2 separate regions of the Homo sapiens genome follow, and region 1 is linked to region 2. A link is a loop called in an ENCODE intact Hi-C map of the cell type or tissue named here. Cell type or tissue: heart right ventricle. All regions are shown on one strand. Each heading gives the region's core, and the rest is flanking DNA. Links, peaks and the distances in the headings are about the cores only.

The links. Peaks named below come from ENCODE experiments on the same cell type or tissue, not always from the same donor. Only the 100,000 strongest peaks of a DNase experiment are listed, where the experiment ranks them.
Region 1: it touches region 2 in a loop (4-fold over the local background); 10 of 110 quality-filtered maps call a loop at or near these places.

Annotation. Positions count from the first base shown.
Region 1 is chr2:136,580,217-136,585,601 of GRCh38, forward strand. No RefSeq gene overlaps it. Among named protein-coding and RNA genes, the nearest start is that of THSD7B, 180 kb to the right of the region's middle. In heart right ventricle, for the core only: no CTCF peak of the experiment used is centred there; a DNase peak (open chromatin) is centred at 2,605.
Region 2 is chr2:136,524,824-136,530,208 of GRCh38, forward strand. No RefSeq gene overlaps it. Among named protein-coding and RNA genes, the nearest start is that of THSD7B, 240 kb to the right of the region's middle. RefSeq lists a silencer at 2,843-3,043. In heart right ventricle, for the core only: no CTCF peak of the experiment used is centred there; no DNase peak of the experiment used is centred there.

The DNA.
Region 1 (5,385 bases), core at 326-5,325, 56 kb after region 2:
CATGGATTGTGATATTATTTTACAGTGTGTGAATTCAGAGTGTCCAGGGAGAATTGTCCATCTTACTTTATGGGAGATAGGATAATTTTTAGTCTTCATATATAGTCTCTTAAAAATGACATGCATTATGGAAATCCCTAGTTTTAAAGTCTCATCTGCACATCAGCAAGTAGAAGCAGCAAATAATAATGGAACAAATATTGGTTTGGGAGAAAAAGTTCCAACATTGTTAATAGCCAGGTGTTTACCTTGGGCAGGACTCTTAATCTATCTGGGCTTTTTTTTCTTAATTGTCAGGTGAGGGGATTGGAGAGCAAGCATTTAATAAATGGCAGTCATCACCACTGCTACCACTGTCATCACCATTAAACAAGACTGAGTTGCAAGGGAAGGAGCAATAAGCATCTCGTTCAATTAGTTCACCAAACTTTGATTGAATGCCTGCTACATGTGAGACACAAAAGGCAATATGAAACACTCCCAAAGCAAGTAAAGTGGAATGTTTTATGCTCTAAGACCCCAGAACTCTCCAAAATCCTCAGTATCCTCTAGGACAAATGATGGGTGGTCAAATGTCTCCCTGTGGCCTCTGAAACCTTTCCTGTGATGTCTGTTTACTCCATGCAGCAGTACATACTGACCACATATTGGGTAGTTACTGGATGGGAGCGATTCCCTGGCACTGCCTGTCCTATTCCTCAGAGCTCCACTCCTCTGGTTTCTACAAGGATCCAAAGGAGGCAATATGTCTAGCAAAGGGCTCACCTACATCTGATGCCTGAAATATTAAAAGTGGATTTGGGATATCCATGGCATATCAGTACTGTGTTTGGTCAAATATCAAATTTTAGCTGCTATTTGCCCAAAGGTCTAGACATTATTATCTGGGAGGAGGGTGGTGTGTGTGTCTGGTAGGCATGGGGATCACTTTATGGGTATTCACTTTTCTCAGACAAGGAACTCAGAGTCAGGAAGCTGGGTAGAATTCTCTCTTGTGAAACAATTAATGAACATCAAGCAATTTGTTAATTTGCCTACTTCCTCCTCCCACACCATTTTGGTTTGGGTTCTTCTGAAAGCAGAGCCTTGAGACTAGGCCTTGGGGGCAGGTGATTTATTTGAGAGATGATCCTAGGAAGAGGAGTGAGGGAAAGAACTTTGAGAGTGACTTAGGGAAAGAGGAAAGTCAGTATAAGGGTGCATTATCAAGCTCATTGCTAAAAGAAAGGGGAGCTTGATTCCACCAGATTCTTCTTAGTCTTTTTTTTCAGCTGCATTTGACACCTTTAATAGGTCCCTGTTTTCTGAAAGTCTTTACTGCCTTGCTCCTGGTGACCCTGCAATCCTGGTTCTCCTTGAATTTCTTTGCTTTATTCTCATCACTTTTTCTGGGTTTCTCTTTCTCTACCTACCCACTCAGAGACTCCAGGTCCTTCCTTCAGTCCACTACTCTTCTTCAATCCATCTTCTTGAATCATCATCTGTGCTCCCAGATTCAACTACTTTCTATGAAATGATGATTCCTAAATCTGTACCTGAAGCCTCATATCTACTTTGAGATCCAAGATCATATCTTCAACTGCCTGTGAGACATCTCCACCCAAACCCATGAGCACCCCAGCTGGGCGTTTCTAAAACCAAAATCATCTTCCTTACCCCCAAACCTACTCTAATTTTTTCTAGATCATGTAGTAGTACCATTCTTTACTTGCTTGAACCAAGCTAAAAACATGCAAGCCACCCCCAACTTCTCTCTGTCCCTCACCTTTGAAAGTTTAAATGATTTGGCTATAGTCACACAGCTAATGGGTAGCAAATTTGAAGATAAAGATAATACATTTTTTATCCTATATTAGCAGTTGATTAACAATCTCTGAGTTTTCATTGTTGAATTTTATTTTACTCTTTATACTGTCTAAAGAAAAAAATTAATGAGAATGAGAAGCAGCTGACAAAAGAAAAAGAGGATAAGAAACAGATTCAAAGTTAGACTAATTCTGAAAGTAGTTGGCACGTTCCTCTAGTATCTAAAAGTGGCCATCTATTAATGGGACCATCAGAGAACCACCAATCACAACTGCATCTTATTTATATCCTTTTCCCCACCCTACCTTAGCTTTTCTTTTACTAATCATGCTTTGTGGGAATCCATTTGCCTGTATTCAAACATAAGAAACAGCAAGATAAAACGCACACCAAATTTTACAATAAAGATTTTGACAATGATGTAATTCATTGCATCCCCTTGTCCTCTCTGAGGATCCATAGGAGAAACTTCTGTCTGATATCAGTGCCAGAAATAGTTGTGCTCCTACTGAAAAACTAGTTTATTTTTGCCTTTCAGTCAAATTTGTTCTTTACTGTGCTTTGCTCTTCCTGTTGACTCTTTCCAAATTCAAAGGCTTTGAGTTCCACATCTAAGAAGTGTATAGGATTAAATGGCATCTGTTGACTCCTCATTATGTATAGATATTTGTTAAAATGCATGTTAATGCATAAACATTTGTAGGCCACCATAAGTTCTTTTTAGAATAAGCAGACATTTCTGGCACCTTTGTCACATCTCCCAGCCCACATCTGATTTCAGCACTAACACGAGTGGACAGCTCCCAGTAACAGTGACCCAAGAAGGACATGCTTTCAGCCCCAGCGTCTTCTCCAAAGCCCTGGGAGCTTGCCACGCTGATGCAACTCAAGAAAGTGCAGGGGAAGCAATGTTCCTGGGGGATAACCATTAAACAGTGAGAAAAGGAAGCTGGTGAATAAAGACTCCAGTCTCTCACCTTGGATGATTCTGTTGTAGTCTGAATATCCACCTGTGCTCCATTATCACATCCCATTTCTGTCTCCTGTGTTCCAATTCAATCTTGCTCATTTATCTCTATTGCTTTGAGATAGTCTTTTGCTTTGGGGTCTGGTTTGGCAGAGGAGAACAAGGCGTAGGAAGAATTCATTCCAAAAAGCACAGGTTGCAGGGGCCACAGACATAAGTGCCTCCAGGACAGGCTGGTCCCAGGAGTGGGTTAAGCAGGCAAGAGGGAGATAGCCTATCAAAAACATTCTAAAAGGGGCACTATCTGCGTGCACTGATTATAGGTAGATGGGAGCTCAGACCCAGTGTTGCTGGCTTTGATTTTTTTTTTTTAAAGAAAGAGACTTCTGTGAGAGTTTTTAATATATATAGTTCTAAAATTTTTTAAAACAACGTGTGAGCTATAAAATCCATGTATGTGGGCAAAATCTTTGACTTGTAGAATGTTTCCTGTGCCAGGCACTGGGCTGTGGGAAACACTAAAATGAGTGAGAAGCATTATTTTGTCCTCTCTGGACATCATCCTTTTCAGAAGGGGCATCCTTGTCCTGAAGGGACTCATGGTGGAGCAATGAAACCTGTAAATTCCAACTCTATAACAAGCAGGATAAAAGTAATACATTCTGGGAAAAGAGAGTCCAGAAATGTTGTGGGTGCCCCAACAGGAAGAGATTTTTATGAAGACATTTTTCTTTATATGATATTAACATGAAATATTGATTCTACCTTAAGTAAGTAAATGGACTTCAAAATATCCAGGGGAAGCTATTTATTCTGCTGTTTGTGGGGTCTGTGGTATGGGACTGGCTTAACAGTGAGACCACTTTAATAATGAGATCTTTTGGTACTTCACTAAATAAATCCTTTTGAGGAAAGAATTTATACTTTGCTAATTTCTGCTTTGGAGTGTTACAGCGACATGCCAGTGTAAATAATGAAATAAGATTTGACAAGATCACTCTTTCTAGGCAGGATCACTAATGAGTGAGGTAATCTCTTAAGATGTATCCACATGTTCTGGGGCCGACCATTCCAGGACTCCCCATGTATGGAGCTTGGTAAATAGTGGCAGAGACAGACCTGAAGAGGCCCCAGGTCAGGGGATCAGCAGTCCACTGCGTGGGGCTTTGATTGAGGGCAGGAGACAGAGAGGCCAGAAGTCAGCAGAACACAGGCGTCAGGATCAGGGATGATTATATCGTCCCTTGTGTCCTCATGGAACTGGGCACCCACCCCTTTAAAGACTCTTCACATGCTATATTGCACCCTATACACTTTCCCTTCAGCAAGCTTTAGCATCTTGGAGCAGGGCCAAGTTGTCACATACTAGTGCCCAGCAGATGGCGGGTATAAAGAGACATATTGAATGTCAGTTGAATGAATGAATAGAATGATAAATTGAATAAAATAAATGGATAAATTGATAAAATGAATGATAAATTGAATAAAAACCTAGTCAGATGTATGGCATCAGGGAGATTCAGCAAGAGGTGGTTGTACTGGCAGGTGAGTGGAGCAAGGTGATAGGCAGTTTGGAGCTGGCAATGTGTGGAGATCTGGGTCTGTGGACCAGAAGGTGAAGTGAAAGACAGGCTTCTGCTTGGGGACTTCTGAGTGGGTTATCAAGGCAGAAACTTAGGCATGAGGAAGCACAACAGGAATTCAGTTAATAGGTTGAAGGAACAGAGCACAGCTGTAGGGCATCAGATAGCAAGTGGTAAGAATGAATGCTCTGGCATCAGGGAATTCAAGTTCGAATCTTGGTTCGACCTTTTCCTAGCTACCTGACTGGGCAATTGGTCTCTCTGTATTTTAGTGTTCACATCTCTTAAGTGGGGGTGTTATTGTAATGAAGATCAAATGAAATGTAGCATGTGAAGCACTTAGCACAATGACTGGCAGATAATTATTAATGAAAATATAGATAGGGCTTGATTAGTAACAGGATGCTGGTGCTGAGCCTTCTAAGCAGGGACCAGGAGCTGCAGAGTCAGCCTGAGGTGTTTTGCAAACCATATATACTCTCAGCCCAACTCAACCATTGTGTTTCAGGGAAGAGAATGCATATTATAGTTTAGAAGTTTTCTAGGAGACTCTAATATCTTCCTTACCAAGCCTTCTCCCTAATGCACTTGGATTCTTATTTTTTTTAAATCATCCACACAAAACCAGTGTAGGTTGCAGCATCTTGTTAAAGGATTTTCCCAGAGGTGAAGTTAAAGTAGCCCCAGACTATTGGGAATAAAAGGATATAGGGATAGGCAGGGCTGATGTATCCATGAGGCCTACAATACTTTTATGGGCCCACAAAGTGTTTTAATTCCTCTTTTTTTTTTTTTTTTTTTTTTTTTTTGAGACGGAGTCTCGCTCTGTCACCCTGGCTGGAGTGCAGTGGCGCGATCTCGGCTCACTGCAAGCTCCGCCTCCCGGGTTCACGCCATTCTCCTGCCTCAGCCTCTCCGAGTAGCTTGGGACTACAGGTGCCTGCCACCACGCCCGGCTAATTTTTTGTATTTTTAGTAGAGACGGGGTTTCACCGTGGTCTCGATCTCCTGACCTTGTGATCCGCCCGC
Region 2 (5,385 bases), core at 140-5,139:
GCCAGTGCCAATTTAACCGAGGATTGTTGGGGGCATGTTTCTTTCTAATATATTTCCCTTTTCTGCTAAACTTGAGGCTGGGCGCTATGTCTCAGTTATTGACCTATCCTTATTCCTTTCCAGAGTGGTAGTGAAAATTTTAGGCACTTAATGCAATATCAACTTGATAAATAATTAAATTTTAATGAATTGGCATCAACTTTTTGTATGAGTGATGTAGTTAAGGCTTTAACAAATGGTTAATGCAGTGAGTAGGCTGTTCTAAACAAATCCTTAGTCTTGAAGACCAAACAGCCACTATTAGGTGTGGAGAACATTATGCCAGATAAATATGTCATCTTCATTATGGTTCGGCACGGGGCTGTTTTTAGATGGAGTCACTGTACCTGCTTTTCAGCCTCATGAATCCCCATTATGATCTCCCTGGTTATAACAAACACACATAATGCTAAAGATACTACTTTCTTAGGGACAGCGTTACAGCATGGAGACACAAGATTACTTGTAAATGAGGAGACAAAAGAAGCTTCAATAAAATTACTTCCTATCAAGCGTAATAAACCTGTACAATAAGTTATTAAGTACCTTTAAGGCAGCTCACATTAATGATCCATCGAGACAACTACATGAGATTTTAAGTAAAATAGAAAAAGAGAATACAGATGAATGTAAAGAAAAGAGGAGAATGGAAAATGAAGAAAACAAAGAGAAGCAGGTATGATGGAAATTGCCCTGCCATCCTGAAGCAATGGTGAAAGCAAATCTAATGAGTTTCTCTGCTTTCAGTTTTAAAAATAAGACACATTTCTCAAATATGAAATGCAGTCCATTATCTGTCAGTAGTGTTCTGAGTTGTCTTCAGGCAGCAAATATATGCCATAAAATAAACTTCAAACTCCCCACTCCTCCTTTTGAGGGGTGGCACAAATTTAGCCTGCTTGGAAAATTGGTTATTGATGACAGTTTTTATAGTCTAACTAGAGAAATTCATTGATGGATGTGATATGATGTGATGTGTGTGTGTGGCAGTTCATAGATTTTATGATGAAAACTTTTAACATCTCTGAAACCAAGGTGTGTGTATCAGGGTTTAATTAGTAGCATTTTTTTCTTGATGAATTACAAAATTGTGTAGAATATTATAATCAGCCATGTCTTATATTGTAAATTTGATCTTGATGAATTATAAAATTGTGTAGACTATTATAATCAGCCACATCTTAAATTGTAAATTTGATTTATTTGAGGGGGGAGAAGGAAGAGTATAGAAGAAATGGAAGAAAATGTGATGTCCTATGTAATGGCATAATTTAGAAAAACTTTTTAAAAACTTTAATTCCTACTTTTTGTTTGTATGACTATTTAGGGATAAAAGTCCCATTTGCTTATGTTCCTTAGAGGGACCCATGAAAATTGTTCAATTCTTCCTTCTGAATGGTCCTTCACTTTTTTCTCTTACCTTTTCTCTGCTTCTTGTATACTTGTAATTTTGGCTTGCCAAGCTTCACATGCACAACTTTCCAAAAGGTGTTTATGACTTAGATCAACCATTGATTTGAGAAGAATTAGCTGTGACAAGATATAAAGACAGCACCCAGATCTGTACCATAAGGTGGAACACAGATGCCCCTTAATATCTTCATGAATACCGCTTCGGCTACACCCAAACATGCTTATATGTGGCCTACAAGCTGTGCTTCTGCTTCCATTTCTCACAACTGATTTCTGGTTTTCTGGGTACTTGCTCATGTTAGATGCCACACAGCAGCAAAGTTCAGTTCAGCAGCTATGAGAAAAAGGGGCCTTGGCTCTGCCCCACAGAAGTGAATAGCTTTTAACCCTTTAAAGCAATTCCTTTTGTTCCTTTGCAGCTGTAGGTCTTGTAGATTTCCACTGAGAGCTGGGGACATTAACCATTGTGGGCTCAGTTGGCCAGTTATCAGTCACACGGAGAGGAAGTGAAGCTGGAAACCCCAATGCCTGGCACCCTCAGGTCAGGAGGCTTGAATATCGATTTGTGATGTAGGCCCAGGTTTTGTGAGACAACGAGTCTCAGATGAACAGGTGATAGGACCATAGCAGGGACTGGCTCAGCAATGTGGAACTGCCAGAGGGTGTGGGGGAGAGGCCAAAGTCATCTGTTTGGATACTGGTTGCTGAAAATCAGATGAATTTGGACAATAGGTGAAAGAAAGCAGCATCAGTCTCTGGCTGTATCTATCACCCAAACAACTGGCAAAAATTCAGTGAAAAATATTCATTGAGGCAATTGAACAAAATCAGTGTCTGCAAGGCTTAAGAGTTCTGGGCATACACTCACTGCAGGCAGTGGATGCTTTCTAAAGCATCTAGTTTAGAAATCTAGTGATGTTCACTTGTGTTCTATGCAAATGTCCTTTATACATCCATATAGTTACTGTTTCATCAGACTCAATCATTCCTCTCCAGAAACCAAACAAAATGTCACCTCCCCCTTGGAGAGATTTAGTCATTGACAGAAACATAATTTCACTTACCCAGCAAGAGAAATGTTGACACCGACAAGAAGATAGTACCTTTTACCTTCAAAACTGTTTTATAGGAAACCATTTAAGCTAAAATAGCTTTTTCTTCCATTTTCTCCATTTTATCAGCAATGATTACCCCCTTTGCTGTTCCAATGACCCTGCCATGTCAAACCACGCCCACAGTGCCTGAGACTGATCTGATTGATCTCTGGTTTAAAATGAAGATTAAACACACATGGGCCAGGTCTTAGGGTTGGGGCACCTGAGAGGATCTTGGGCAAAGGTTTAGTATCCTGGCAAGGTTGGCTTTGTAGCTGTGAGGGGATGTTCATGTGAGGGAAACATGAAAGCTCAGTGCACTGACAGCCCCCATGCCGGGCCTGCCTCTGTATCAACACTGCGTTGAACAAAGTCATTGCAAGGAAAAGAGCTGTCCCAGGTCCTGAAAAAGGACTCACAAGAGAGCAGGAGAAAGCCAAGGAGAGTAGCAACAAAGTGGGCCATATGTGTGTGTCCCCATCTGGAGGCAGATATCTTTGTGGTTAGGAGGGCACCTTGGGGGTCCTGTTGCCTATCTTTAAATCCCAGTGCACCATACCACACTTTCTGGGCTCTGGGAACATTGGTGAGCCTCTAATTCTCTTCGAGCATTATCTGTAAAATGAGGATAATAATGATTCCTTCTTCACCCGGGGCTTTGAAGATAATGCACGTACATCATTTAGCTCAGTTCCTGTCACATAGTAAGTGCTCAATAAATGTTACACTAGCTTTTTATTCCTTCATCAATCATATCGGCCTTTCTCATCAGTCTGTGAACTCTCCTGGAACGAGAATTCTATCTTATTCATCATTTGACTCTCGCATCTTCCTTCACCTCTTCGCAACCTTAGAACAACCTCGAGGCAGTCTCTCTCCTTGCTCCCATAACATGGCTCTCTCCTGGTTCATCTCAGACCTCACTGGCTATTCCTTCCCGGTTTTCTTTGCTGCATTTTTCCTCCACTAGATCTCTAAATGTCAGCTTTTTCCTTGGACTTTTCCTCCCCTTTTACTCACTCTCCAAACTCTAAAATAGATATTTTCTGAGCTGAAATCTTCTCTGGATCCTAGACTCACATAGCCTAATTTTTACTAGACACTTCTGCTCAGAGGTCTCAGAGCAAGTTGGATTTCAGAAACTACCGGTTCAAAATAAAAATTATCGTTTCCTTTTCTTCCCTTATCAAATCATCTCAGTATCTGGCTCCACTATCCATCTAATTTCTGAAGCAGAAACCTAGCAGTCTAATTCTTGTTCTCTTCCCATAGCTAATCTATTAGCAAGTCCTTGTGGTTCAGTCTCCAAGGACCTCAGAACCAGCAACTTCCCTCCACCTCTCTGCCACCACTCGAATCCAGGCTGTCTTCATCTCTCTCTTGGAATGTGCAGGAGCTCTCTAACTGTTCTTTCTGTCTCTACCCATGACTTCTGACAGTCCACTTACCATGTGCAGACAGAGAAATATTTTAAGATAACAATCGAATTACATCCTCACCTTGATGAAATTCATCATGATTTTCCATTCCATATAGCATAATGCCCAGGGTCCCCAAAAGGGCCTACAAAGGCCCACAGTCTCTGGCCCTGCCCCTGCCTATTTCTCAAGCATCCTGGCACTTGCTTCTTCCCCTCACTCCCCATTCTCCAGTCTGGTGAGCCTTCTTCACACTGGTTTCATGTCTGGAATCTTTTCTTGGTTGTTCCTGCTGCTTGGGAGCCTTTTCTCCCAGCTGCCGTGGCTGCTTCTCTGGCTCTCCAGATCTTGTTTTGAACGTTGTCTTCTAGTGCAGCCCACCCTTCTCCTAGTGTGCTCTGTTCCAGCCTCCTGTTGATTGCCTTCACAGCACATTCCACAATTTGCAATTTGTAATTCTTTTATTTAATTGCCTTGTGTCTCTTTCTGTCACTGAGACACACTGAGGTATCCCTAGTGCCTAGCATAATGCCCAGCACATAGTAGGACTCCACAAATCCTTGGCAATTGAGTGACTCCAACAAAGTGCTTTGGAGAGGTGCTTTGAATGATTGAGCGAAGTTAGTGATATCTAAAAGTGTGTGGTTCTTTTTGGGTGATTGCATTGTTGTCAAGAGAGAAAGTGTCAAGGCTGAGGAAGGCACATGGTTTAAAGGAAAGACTGGAGGCTTTGGGGGTATAGCTTGAGTCTGCCTCTTATTAGCTGTGTGAACTTGGGAGTGTTTCTTCACCACTCCCAGCTTTAATTTTCTTATCTGTAAAATGGGGGTTAAACATGTGTATGTCAGAGAGCATCATGAATATTAAATGAGGTAATGTATGTAAATCCTCTGGCACAGAGCTGGCACACGGAGGTACTTGATAATCTGGGCATTTCATTCCTTCTACCAAATAAAAACTCCATGGAGTTGCAGGCATCAGTGAGCTGGGAAGAAAGGTACTTTTGGAGGAGAGAGGCTGTCTGGGTGCTAGCTCTCTCCCAAGCCTCATCCTCTGCTCTTTCCCCCAAATCACATTGTATCAGGAATCTCAGATAAGTACAGGAAGCACATTTTGCCAGCAGTGAAGATTGCTAGTCATTGTAGGACACATGGACCAGATAATTGCCCTTGTTTCTCCTTCCTTGAAGTTGCAAATTTCAAATGTAAAGTTCTCAGATCCCTCAGTTTGGAATATGAGTGTATTTTGGGGTGAAACTCAGTGTCATTTTTTTTCCTATTTTTTTCCAGTTAAGTTTTACAATACCCTCCTGACTCCCACCTCCATTGTTTGCAAAGCTTGCTCAGATGAATGTGAGGAGGCCTCTAAGAGCTCCTAACCATATTTCACTAAGTGGCTCTATCCACTGTTGTTTCCATGTC